Regions from separate parts of the Mus musculus genome. Here region 1 is linked to region 2. Evidence: chromatin contacts called from ENCODE POLR2A ChIA-PET data. All regions are on one chromosome and are shown on one strand. The core of a region is the stretch at or near the end of the contact, and the rest is flanking DNA. Distances in the headings are between cores, read along the strand shown. Region 1 holds the start of Tfrc (transferrin receptor). Region 2 holds the start of Slc51a (solute carrier family 51, alpha subunit).

Region 1 (5,532 bases), core at 1,377-3,876, 120 kb after region 2:
TTTGGTGGAACTGGAAGAATCCTTTTGTTGGTTTTTATTTTGAAAAGCAGTCTGCGGAAGATTGACTTCTGAAAATGGGTAGTTTAAATAAAAGTTATCCAAACTATGTTTCATGTGGCCCCCACCCCCACCCTGCCCCCACCGGCATGGCCTCACTAAGTGGTTCTGGATGTCCTGGTGTCCACTATGTAGACCAGGCTCACAGAGATGGCATTAAAAGCTAACCAAGCATGTTTCATTTCAATCCTGTAAACTACTGAGCCTCCTGGAGTAGAAGAGAAAACGCTCACTTTGGTTGTCATGCTAACAAGAAATGACAATCCATGACAAAATAGGTGAATGTATAGAATAGGAGGCAAAAGAAATGGTTTCTTTTCTATTCTGTTATATACAAGCTCTGCAACAAAGGAAGACAAATTACCATTCATTTTCTTGAGGTTGCAGAGGAGGGGGAGCCTGCAAACCTCCCGGCAAAAGGGGTTAGTGGGGGAGTTAATCATATCGAGTCCACTATCACTCGATAATGCATGAAAAGAAAATTATTACCACTTCTCGGCCTTTTGGCTAAGATCAAGTGTGAAAAGAAAAATATTGGCATTCTCTTTGATGTTGACTTTATAATTTCTGTTAGTTAGTATAAAACTACTACTTGCAATTCCATAGAAACAAATAGTATTCAATTGCATTTCCTAAACCATTTATTTATTTATTTATTTATTTATTTTCACAAAGGTATCAAATTTTCACCCCAGGCTTGGTGCAGCTCAGTTAGTAGAGAGCTTGCCTACCACCCAGGATGCCCCGGGCTCCTTCTTTAGCATCCTGGGTGTAGTAGCATAGGCTTGTACTCCCAGCACTTTGGAGATGGAGACTGGAGGATTAGACCAGCCTGGGCTACATGAGATCAAGTCTCCCTCTCCCCCTCCCTCTCTCTCTCTCTCCCTTTCTTTCTTCTTATTGGATATTTTATTTATTTACATTTCAAATGTTATCCTCTTTCCCAGTTTCCCCTCCACAAACTTCCTCTCCCATCTCCCCGAGACCCAGTCTTTAAGAAAAAAAATTTTTTTTTTTTTTTTTGCCATAAGATGGCCCAGTAAATACCTATGTTTGATCCTGCACAAGATGGGAGGCAACCAACTCCCAAACATTGTCCTCTGACTTCATGAGCACCCAGGTTCATAACCACACACACACACACACACACACACACACTAAAAATAGAATAAAAAATTTAAGTGAAACAGAAAGACCTTCACTTCAAACTGCCATCATTGTTTTCATTTGTTTTTTGAGATGGAGGTTCTTGCTGTACAGCCTAAGCTGGCCTGGAAGTCACCCATCTTTCTGCTCCAAATTCTGAGCTATGGGGGTACCAAACACTGCTGTGTGCTTCTGTGCTTCTCTTACAGGGACTCAGTCTATAGCCGGAATCATTATTTCTTCTTTTTTTTTTCTTCTTCCTCTTCCTCTTCCCCTTCCTCTTCCTCTTCTCTCCCATCCCCCTCTCCCTCCTCCTCTTCCTTACCCCCTCTTCTTCCTCTTCCTCTTCCTTTTTTGTTTTTTGTTTTATTGTTTTTAGACAGGGTTTCTTTTTGTAGCCCTGGTTGTTCTGGAACTCTCTATGTAGACCAGGCTGGCCTGAACTCAAGAGATATGCCTGCTCTGCCTTTCACTGGAATTAAGGCCTGTGCCACCAAGACCTGCTTATGGTCTGAATTTCAGAGATCTCTCAATGGCTGTGTGCTCTGGCTTTATATATATTTTCTGGAGTAGTACAATTTGGACAAAGAAGGGTCTAAAGGGACCAGCAGTTAGTAAATCCCAAATACGCGTTGAATTTTAGAGCAGATAAGCCAAAGGTCAAATTCGTGGCTGGGAAGTAGATTAGTACTTTAAAAGACATTCCCAGGGTCCCTAAGGGCTCCATCTGGGAGCGCGCTATCTGTAGTCCTGTTGTGGTTTAAGATACCACTCTCTTTGTTATTTGTAAATTTACCACAGGCTGGGCAGTAAAGTACAGATAGGAAGAAAAGAGTGTGAACGTTTGCAGTTTTAACAGAACTCCTTTTATTTGCTATGCATTGCAACAACCCTCTAAAAGCAATAATGGCGATAAACATGCAAGTTAATCTACAACTTTATCACCCTAGTAAATCATTGGTTCCTATTTCCCTTCCATAGGCTGAACATAGTGAGCACTGGTAGCTCTTTGCTTGGCTTAAGCGCTGCTTGTTAAAATCTAAAAAAAAAAAAAAAAAAGATTTGCAGTTTTGCTTTAAAGTTTTTCCTTTAAAGCATCTCTGAGCTGCAAAAACTCGTCTTTAGGATATGGTTTTGGCGGAGACCTAAGCCTGCAAGTAGGAATATTTTAAAGAGTAAAGGCTGATACTTTCGAACTTGCACCGCAGGGTTGGGTGTCGGTCAAGGTTAGGCGGAGGGCGACAGGCCAACTCCAAAGACACGGCGGGGGAGGGGTGCGGTGGAGAAAGCGAGCCGCAGCCAATCGCACGCGCTCTCCCGACACCTGCCGCCTTGGCGCCTTTTCTAGGCTACTCCGCGCACGCACTGGCTGCGCGCGCAGTTCGCCTCCAGCGGTCTTGGGGGAGCACCTCGGTAGGTGTACGTGCGGAAGGAAGTGACGTAGATCCAGAGGGCCGGCCGGGGGGTGGGGCCGAGCTATAAGCTTTGGGTGGGAGGCAGCGCTGCCTTCAGAAGGCGTGCGGAGCGCGGGCTGCTGCATTGCGGACTGTAGAGGCGCTTCCTAGTGAGTGACTCCCTTGTCAGCGGCACGGCCCATCGTGGTCCTCGCGTGGCGGGCGGACCAGAGCGAGACGCCAGGGCCTGGGTGGTGCGGGCGGGGAGGCGGAGGGGTGTCGCGGAGTCCGGGGCTGAGGAGCGCGGGTTGCAGGTGCAGCGCGGTGGGTGTGGGGAGCCGCTGTACCCTGCGCCCCTCGGGTCCTCCGGGCCTTCGCAGGCCAGTGCTAGGCCGCGGGTTCGAGAGTCACCACGCTGAGGCGCAGGCTTGTTCCGCCGGGAGCACGTGGTGGCGGCTGGAGGAAGTCGCCCCAGGGAACGGCTGTCGGGGTACGTGGGTGACCTTGGGGCCCCTCGCAGGAGGGCGTCACAGCTGAAAAGGACAAAGCTGTTTTCTATTCGGTTACTAGTGTCACGGACATTTAGAGGGGCGGGGGGAGCTTCCAATAACTGCACGTTGGAACTTCGGCACCACCTGGTCGGTTTTTTTGCCAGTCTCTCCCTCTTGGCCCAGCGTGTGGAATCTCATTTTTCTAGGGCAGAATAGGTCTGAACGCTGCAGGTAATACTAAGAACGTCTCTAGCATCTCCTAAGATGGGAGAACGTAGAAATACGACCTCTTTGTACGAGCTCTTTTAGAACTAGCTGTAGAGAACCAGCGTGCACCCTGGTGTTGGACAGCTCTCTAAAATGGTGTTTGAGGGTAAGAAAACTGCATTTGCAAATTTTTCAGTTAGCACACTTTGTCCCGAGCGTAAAATGAAATGATCTCCTTATACTTAGGCAGAAGACTGGACTGGATTGCTGTTCAGTTTCTGTGCTATTTTTTTAAAATAGGATTTAAGTGGGAAATAGTTGTGTTACAGAAATTCTCGGCTATTCTGTGCTATTTTTTTTTAAATAGGATTTAAGTGGGAAATAGTTGTGTTACAGAAATTCTCGGCTACCTGATACTTTTATTCTAAGATTAGATGAGTTGGCTCTGAGCTGTGAAATATGACCTCTTTGACAAAGACATTTAAGCTGATTCAGGATGTTATCTACAAAGAAAACGGGATTTAGCTTGTGTGGGTCCACTTGCATTTATTTTCTGTTAAGGATTATAATAAACTGCTTTATACAGGAATCCAATATCAGCTGTTTTTTATATAGAGAGCATAATACTTTTTACTTTGAGAGAGGATGTTGTCAAGGAATGGTGGCTGTGAACCTGGCCTGTGTTGACTGGTTAGATCTGTCTGCCTAACCCCACCCTAAGGCTAAGTAGTTATATGCTTGTGGCAATGTGCTTATTTATAATAGGGCAAGATTATGGGCTAAATTTGGGTTAGACAACAATGAAAGTTAATTAAACGACCCTCAGGCCTTGGGTCTACTATGTGTAAGTGATTTCCTTCTCTCCCAGATGAGTGCTATACAAAATAAACTTCAGTGACCTCAAGTGGTTTTGACCTTTTGGTTGCTATTCAGAAAACTATGGAAATGAAAACCTGCTACCTATTTCCTATTGCCTTTTCAATTTCCCAAAGAAGGTCTCCCCTATGAATCCATGGGTAGCCTTGAACTCAGATCCACCTGCTTCTGTTTGGAGAGTGATAAGATTAAAGGCAAGTGCCACCACACCCAGCAAAGTAGGCTCTTAAAACTAAAACCTTTGCAGTCGGGCATGGTGCCACACACCTTTGGTCCCAGCACTGGGGGGTAAGGCAGAGGCAGGTGGATCACTGAGTTTGAGGTCAGCTAGTGCTGAAGAGTAAGAGCCTGTCTTTAAAACATCTCAACAGCTGGGCAGTCGTGGTCCATTCCTTTAATCCCAGCACTTGGGAGGCAGAGGCAAGTGGATTTTTGAGTTCGAGGCCAGCCTGGTCTACAGAGTGAGTTCCAGGACAGCCAGGGATACACAGAGAAACCCTGTCTCAAAAAACCAAAATATAAATAAATAAATAAAGATTGGGAGAGAAGTCAAGGATCTCATAGGTGGTCAGGGAGCTACAACTGCAGTAGTAAAGAAGTAGGACTTAAAAGAACAGGGCCGGCACTAATTTTGAGGATCTAGATCGGGCCCTCAATTAAGGAACTTCCTTTTGTGTGAACTCAGAATTTGAAATGAAATGTGCTTGTCAGAACCATTGCATGGCTTATTTTTTAATGAAAAGTCTGGCTAGTATCTGCTTATCTTCCAGCTTCCAGCTCAAAGTTAAGGTCATAGATCAAAAGAACTATGTCTTTATCTTAGTTGTATCTTAATTTTTATTAGAATTGAATGGTTTTCCTAATGTTTGGTAACATCAAAGGTGTGTAAGTAAAAGTGAGAAATCAAGATTAACTTTCTCTTGGCAAAGATTGTTGACATTGGTGACATCTTGGACCAAATGAGAATTGTTTTACTTTTAAATGTCCCATCAACAGCTCTCAGTTAGGCTGTTCTATCTGGTTTGTCTTGCCATGCTTGCAGAGTATAGATTTGACAATTTGAAAATTCAAAAAGCTATATAAATAGGTATGTTGCTATATGTAAGATTTTAAATGAGTCAGTTAAGACTTAAAGAATAACTGGGTTTATTTTATCTTGTCAGGTTATCACTGTGTAGACCAGGTTGACCTTGAAAACAAATTCTCTGCTTCCCAAGTGCTGGGATTAAAGGCGTGTGTCACTAGCTCTGACACTGGCTACTTTGGAACTACTATGGTGTTCACAAATGCAGAGTTGAGTGTTGGGATTAAATGGAAATTTCATGTCTTTTTTTTTAACTTTCCCTTCTACACAGGGCTTC
Region 2 (5,732 bases), core at 2,212-4,711:
GCCCTGGCTTAGCCTCTGCTCTCTCCAGCTAAATAGGGTCAACAACCGCACTGTCTTCTCCCTGCTTCTCTGAGGCTCCCCCCTGCCCCTGTCATTCTGATTACTGATTAATGGTCCTTGAACACTCCATCCAGCCCTTCCCAGTCTTACAGCTCCAACTAGTGCCTCGGTCTTGAGGATAAAGTACAACCCTCGGTCTTGACCCCATTCAGGCCCCACCTCACCCGCCCAGCCCTCAATTACCTCAAGCTCCTCCACAAATAACCTTTGACCTTGCAAGATTTAGCTTCCCCAGTGTAGGGACCCCACTGGTTCATTCCATCTCCACTCCCACCCCAGGAATGCCCATCACTCTGCACCGCTCAGATCTCTCCTGCTCCAGCCTCACCAGACAGCTTGCTTGACCTTAACTATGAGACCTGGGGAGTTAACCTGCTTCCGAATCCTCTCGGGTTCTACCTGCACATGTAGTGGCAAGGTGACATGAGAATCAACATTGTGTGACACAGGCTTCAGAGCCTGAGTCCCGCTGACACTTTTGAGTTTATTCTGAGCTGTAGAATGCTGTGCTGTGACCTGCAAGTGGTTTAGTGGCCTCCTTGGCCCCTACATATTAGATGTTAAGGACAGCCAACTGCTGGGCAGTGGTGGCGCACTCCTTTAATCCCAGCACTTGGGAGACAGAGGGAGGTGGATTTCTGAGTTTGAGGCCAGCCTGGTCTACAGAGTGAATTCCAGGACAGCCAGGGCTACACAGAGGAAACCCTGTCTCGAAAAAAGAAAACAAAAACAAACAAACAAACAAACAAACAAAGGCAACCTCCAGTGTGGCCACTCAAACTGTCTGCAGACATGCCAGATACCTCCTGGGCTGTGAACTGCTGGTGTAAGATGTTTGTCCTGCTACCTCTACTCTCTAAATAGGCGGAGCTTTGGAGCTAGATGTAGCAGCCACTTGCTGGCACGTGCTACAGAGTGCCACAAGGTATCTCTGGACATCAGCAGCTGATAGCAGTCTGGCTCAGAACATCTGAAACAGAGCTATCCTTAGCTCAAGAACCTGGCCACATCTGTTTCCCACTGCACATGACCACACCCCCTTGCTTAGAAGGAATCTACTCTGGAAGGAGTCACCAAGAGGCTCACATCTCAGAAATAGTTAATCATGGTGTAGGAGACAAAATAAAACTGGCCTGAGCATTTTCCCTCCTAGAAGCACACACGGTCACTTTGCTCTCAATAGTTTGGGGGCCCAACGAATGAACTCAGTTCCACTTTCAAAAGCATTTCCGTACTGGGAAGACAAGGTTTCAGGTTTATCCAGATCAAGCCCACACCTCCCAACAGCCTCTGCCGTGCTGTGAGCTCTCTTAGGGACCATGTGCACCCTCCAAGGGAACTACTGCAGGGCTTGGGTTATTTGGTACCATCTTGAAAGCTGAGAACACAAAAAAAATGTCCCAGATCTCAGGGTTGCAAGTTTGAATGTGTCTTGAGACGGGTGAGTGGAGGCTCACTCTCAGGTTTGTCTCCTGGGCTAGATTCTCATACCTCACTGTGGCCCATTGATGCCTTGGGAGAGTTGCCCTTCTCCAAGACCTTGGCCATTTTGAACACCAGGCCAGCCATCCTCTCTGTTGACCAGATGGGAGCCAGCTTTTCTTAGCTACCGCAGCTGTCCTAGCTCCCAGCTCCTCCAGGGGCCCCCCTGACTCACCTCTCAGGAGCTGGGCTGCGGTGGGAGGGTGAGAGAAGCAGGCAGGGGAGATGCTGTAATTGGTCTCCAGAAGTTCCAGAAGCTCTGCTGTGTACCTGGAGAGACACGGGTCTGCTCAGAAGCAGGCAGCGGGGGAAGGGCTGTGGCAGACTACACAGTAAGCGCTTAGTCCATCTCAGAGACTCCTGAATGCAAGGAGATAGTCCACTGTTTCTCAAGGCCCTGGAGAACTGGCTTAGGCTGGAGTATAAAACAGTTAGCCAGGGGCAGTTCCATCAGGACAGTAGCTCAGTTGGCCAGGGAGGACGAGCAAGGGAAAGAGAAGACTCTTAACAGGCACGGTAACGCAGGCTTGTAAGCCCAGCACTGGAGAGGGAGGCTGAGGCAGGAGGATCTTAATGCAAGGCCAGCTTTAACTGTACAATGACATGGTAAGACTGTCAGAAAAAAGAAAAAAAGAAAGAAAGGAAAAAGAAAAAGTAAACTGGACTGTGGTAACAAACAGCTTTGGCTCCGGCACTCGGGAGGCAGAGGCAGATGGATCTCTGAATCTGAGGCCAGCCTGATCTACAGAGTAAGTTTCAGGATAGTCCAGGTTACATCAAAAAAGAAAGGAAGAAAGGAGGAAGGAAGGAAGGAAGGAAGGAAGGAAGGAAGGGAGGGAGGGAGGGAGGGAGAAAGGGAGAAAGGGAGAAAGGGAGAAAGGGAGAAAGGGAGAAAGGGAGAAAGGGAGAAAGAAAGGGATGGAGGGAGGGAAAGAGGAAGGAAGGGAGGGAGGGAGGGAGGGAGGAAGGAAGGAAGGAAGGAAGGGAGGAAGGGAGGGAGGGAGGGAGAAAGGGAGAAAGGGAGAAAGGGAGAAAGGGAGAAAGGGAGAAAGGGAGAAAGGGAGAAAGGGAGAAAGAAAGGGATGGAGGGAGGGAAAGAGGAAGGAAGGGAGGGAGGAAGGAAGGAAGGAAGGAAGGAAGGAAGGAAGGAAGGAATGAAGGAAGGAAGGAAGAGAAAACAAGAAAAGAAAAGGTAATCCCGTAGTATCAAGATGAGCCTGCCCTCTGTTTGTCGGGGCTTCTGTGCTGTCAAGGATCGCCTCCTGCAACCCTAACCTCTGTAATCTTTCCCTGCCCATGTTCAGAGGCAGTTGACAGCCCTGAAGTGGCCACACATGACCCAACCCCACAGCTTCCCTGAGGCCCAAGGGGGACTGTCAGGCAGATTTCATTCTTATCTTGTTTGGCGTGCTCGAAGTCAAAGGCCCAGTGAGCGAGTCAGGGAGGCCAGAGCCTAGGGGCTGCTGCTGCTGCTGCTGTTTCTTAGCAGCTGGCTCCCAGCCCAAGACCTGCCACCCTTACTTACCTGGGGTCAAGTTTGATATGAGTCCTGCCTGGCTCCATCCTTCTTTTCTCTCAGGCAGACGCTGAGGACGAGGAGGGTCAGGCAGGGACAGCCACTGAGGGGTGGCGAGGTTTCTGTCCCGTATTGAGGCTCTCAGAGCCTTGTTCAGAGCTGGGTGAAGGCTAAACAGTAAGCGGAGCCTCCACGCCTGTTTCATTACCTCCTCAAGCCTCCAGTGTCAAGCTTTTTATCTCAGAGTTCACCCCTGAGGAATTTGATCCTCTGTGCTGTGCCCAGGCTCCTGACTCCTCCCCACAGCTTAGGCGCGGTCCCTTCCACCTCTTTCAGACAAATGCGGTTGATCACAACCTTGTAGCTGAACTACCCAACCCTTCCTTCCAACTTCATGTTCCCTTAAGGAACCCTCTAAGGCTCAACTCACTGGACCCAAGAAAAAAATTCCCTGATAGGTCAAGAAGAGAAGGACAAAGTCCTCACGTGGTCAGTACTCTGGGTGATCCTACAGGGGAAGCATAGACTCCATTGGCCTTGGGGAGACTCAGGGATGAGGTCTTACTGTGTCACGTGGCTTAGCACGTGGTGGGGGTGGCTGGCTGAAAAGGCCAAGGAGGCCTGTGTGCCTCTGTTGCTGCTGTTTCCAGACAGTCTTTCTATGCACTAGCCCTAACTGGCCTAGAACTCATTATGTAGACCACGCAGGCCTTGAACTCACAGAAACCTGCCTGCTCTGCCTCCTGTATGCTGAAATTAAAGGTATGTGCCACCATGCCTGGCTTCTAGGGGTTGCTTCTTAAAAGTCAGTCCATCTTGTGTTGAGAAGGGACTTAGCTACATAGCTGGACCTGAAGACCAAGCCAAGTCGGGGCTGTGTAGCATCTAAGTGTCAGAGCTGTGTGGTCAGATTTCTGATCACTTTGACAGGGCTTTATTTATTTATTTATTTATTTATTTATTTATTTATTTATTTATGGTTCTTCAAGACAGGGTTTCTCTGTATAGCCCTGGCTGTCCTGGAACTCACTCTGTAGACCAGGCTGGCCTCAAACTCAGAAATCCGTCTGCCTCTGCCTCCCAAGTGCTGGGATTAAAGGTGTGTGCCACCACTGCCCAGCAACAGGGCTTCATTTAAAAAGCCAAATTGGGAATGGGGAGATGGCTTGGCCAGTAAGCACTCACCCTCCAAAGAAAAAGATCTGGCTTTGATCCCTAGCACCCATATAAAAATGCTGGGTTTGGGAGGGTAAGTTTGAAATCCCACACCTGGGGCGGTGGGAATGGAAAGGTTCCTGGGCCTCTCTGGCCTTCCAGGCTAGCCTCACTGATGAGCTCCTGGTTCAGTGAGAGACCCCACGGTGTGAATGAGCAGAGATGAATGCACCAGGGTAAAGGGGGCTTGACTGTGGAGGTTCAGTGGGAGATTTGAGGGAGTGAGACCCGGGCCTTGGGAGCACTGAGTCCTTAGACAGTTCACCATGTCTCTTGAGTCCTGAAGTTTACCCTGCATACAAAGCACAGTTCTTGGGACAAGGCAATAAAATGCCAGGAGTGCAGGTCTCAGGGGCCCAGCTACCTCATTCCTGAGGTGGAGGGAAGGGCAGGAGAGGAAGCTAAGGATGCTGCTGAAGGTCAGTGACCTCAGCCACACCTCAGAGGCACAAGCTGACTCAAGCCACTTCCACTGGAACGTACCTCAGGTCATTCATCTGAGGCCGCTGAGAAGCCTTGAGCTGACGCCACTCACAGCCCTGGACTTTAGACTTTCCTGGAGGAGATAATTCTCAAAACTGGAGGGCAAGAGGGAGCTGGGAGGGGCTTGAGGCAAGGCCAGAGACCCCAAGGGAGATGGTACAGATGGATGGAGGCAGCCTAGAGGATGCTCCTGTCCTGCCCAATGTCTCTCTAAGTAGCTGTTTCTTTACGGTGTCTCCATCAGGTCAGGCCAGAGTCCTAGCCCTGCTCATCAAGGCTCCACATCTAGAAGGGCCCAGCCGGGCCAGGCAAATTCTTCTCCTGGACACCCTGGACTGCTAGCTGCCAGCCATATGTTTAGAACTAATAAGAACCAATCAACCTTCATTTATTTTTTGTAATAATTTAAATTAGCATATGTTCATTGTTTGAAAATAATGGCTTTGTTGTGTTATTTCATTTTTAGTTGGAGGCCAGCCTAAGCTACAGAATAAAATCCTATCTTTACATTGGTAAACAAACAAAATGGTAAAAAACAAAACAAACAAAGAAACCAACCCTACACATGGAACTATCTCATGTGGTATTTCTTTTTTATGGTGGCCTGCTTAGCACTTACCTAGCAGAACACTATCACATTAGTTAAGGCCTATTGGTAGTGTAATGTAGTCAAGGTCTATTGGTAGTGTAATGTAGTCAAGGTCTATTGGTAGTGTAATGTAGTCAAGGTCTATTGGTAGTGTAATGTAGTCAAGGTCTATTGGTAGTGTAATGTAGTCAAGGTCTATTGGTAGTGTAGTGTAGTCAAGGTCTATTGGTAGTGTAGTGTAGTCAAGGTCTATTGGTAGTGTAGTGTAGTCAAGGTCTATTGGTAGTGTAGTGTAGTCAAGGTCTATTGGTAGTGTAGTGTAGTCAAGGTCTATTGGTAGTGTAGTGTAGTCAAGGTCTATTGGTAGTGTAATGTAGTCAAGGTCTA

What was found. ChIA-PET counts read pairs that join two places held with the same protein, here RNA polymerase II (POLR2A).
Region 1: POLR2A ChIA-PET joins it to region 2 with 10 read pairs in embryonic stem cell. The contact joins the promoter of Tfrc here to the promoter of Slc51a in region 2. POLR2A ChIA-PET finds 5 or more read pairs at or near these places in 4 of 5 experiments (Patski and embryonic stem cell).

The regions. Positions count from the first base shown.
Region 1 is chr16:32,606,270-32,611,801 of GRCm38, forward strand. It overlaps Tfrc (transferrin receptor), which reads left to right and starts at 2,627. Exons shown (of 19, transcript NM_011638.4): 1 at 2,627-2,767.
Region 2 is chr16:32,484,418-32,490,149 of GRCm38, forward strand. It overlaps Slc51a (solute carrier family 51, alpha subunit), which reads right to left and starts at 3,462. Exons shown (of 9, transcript NM_145932.3): 1 at 3,068-3,462; 2 at 1,718-1,812. The coding sequence starts at 3,105.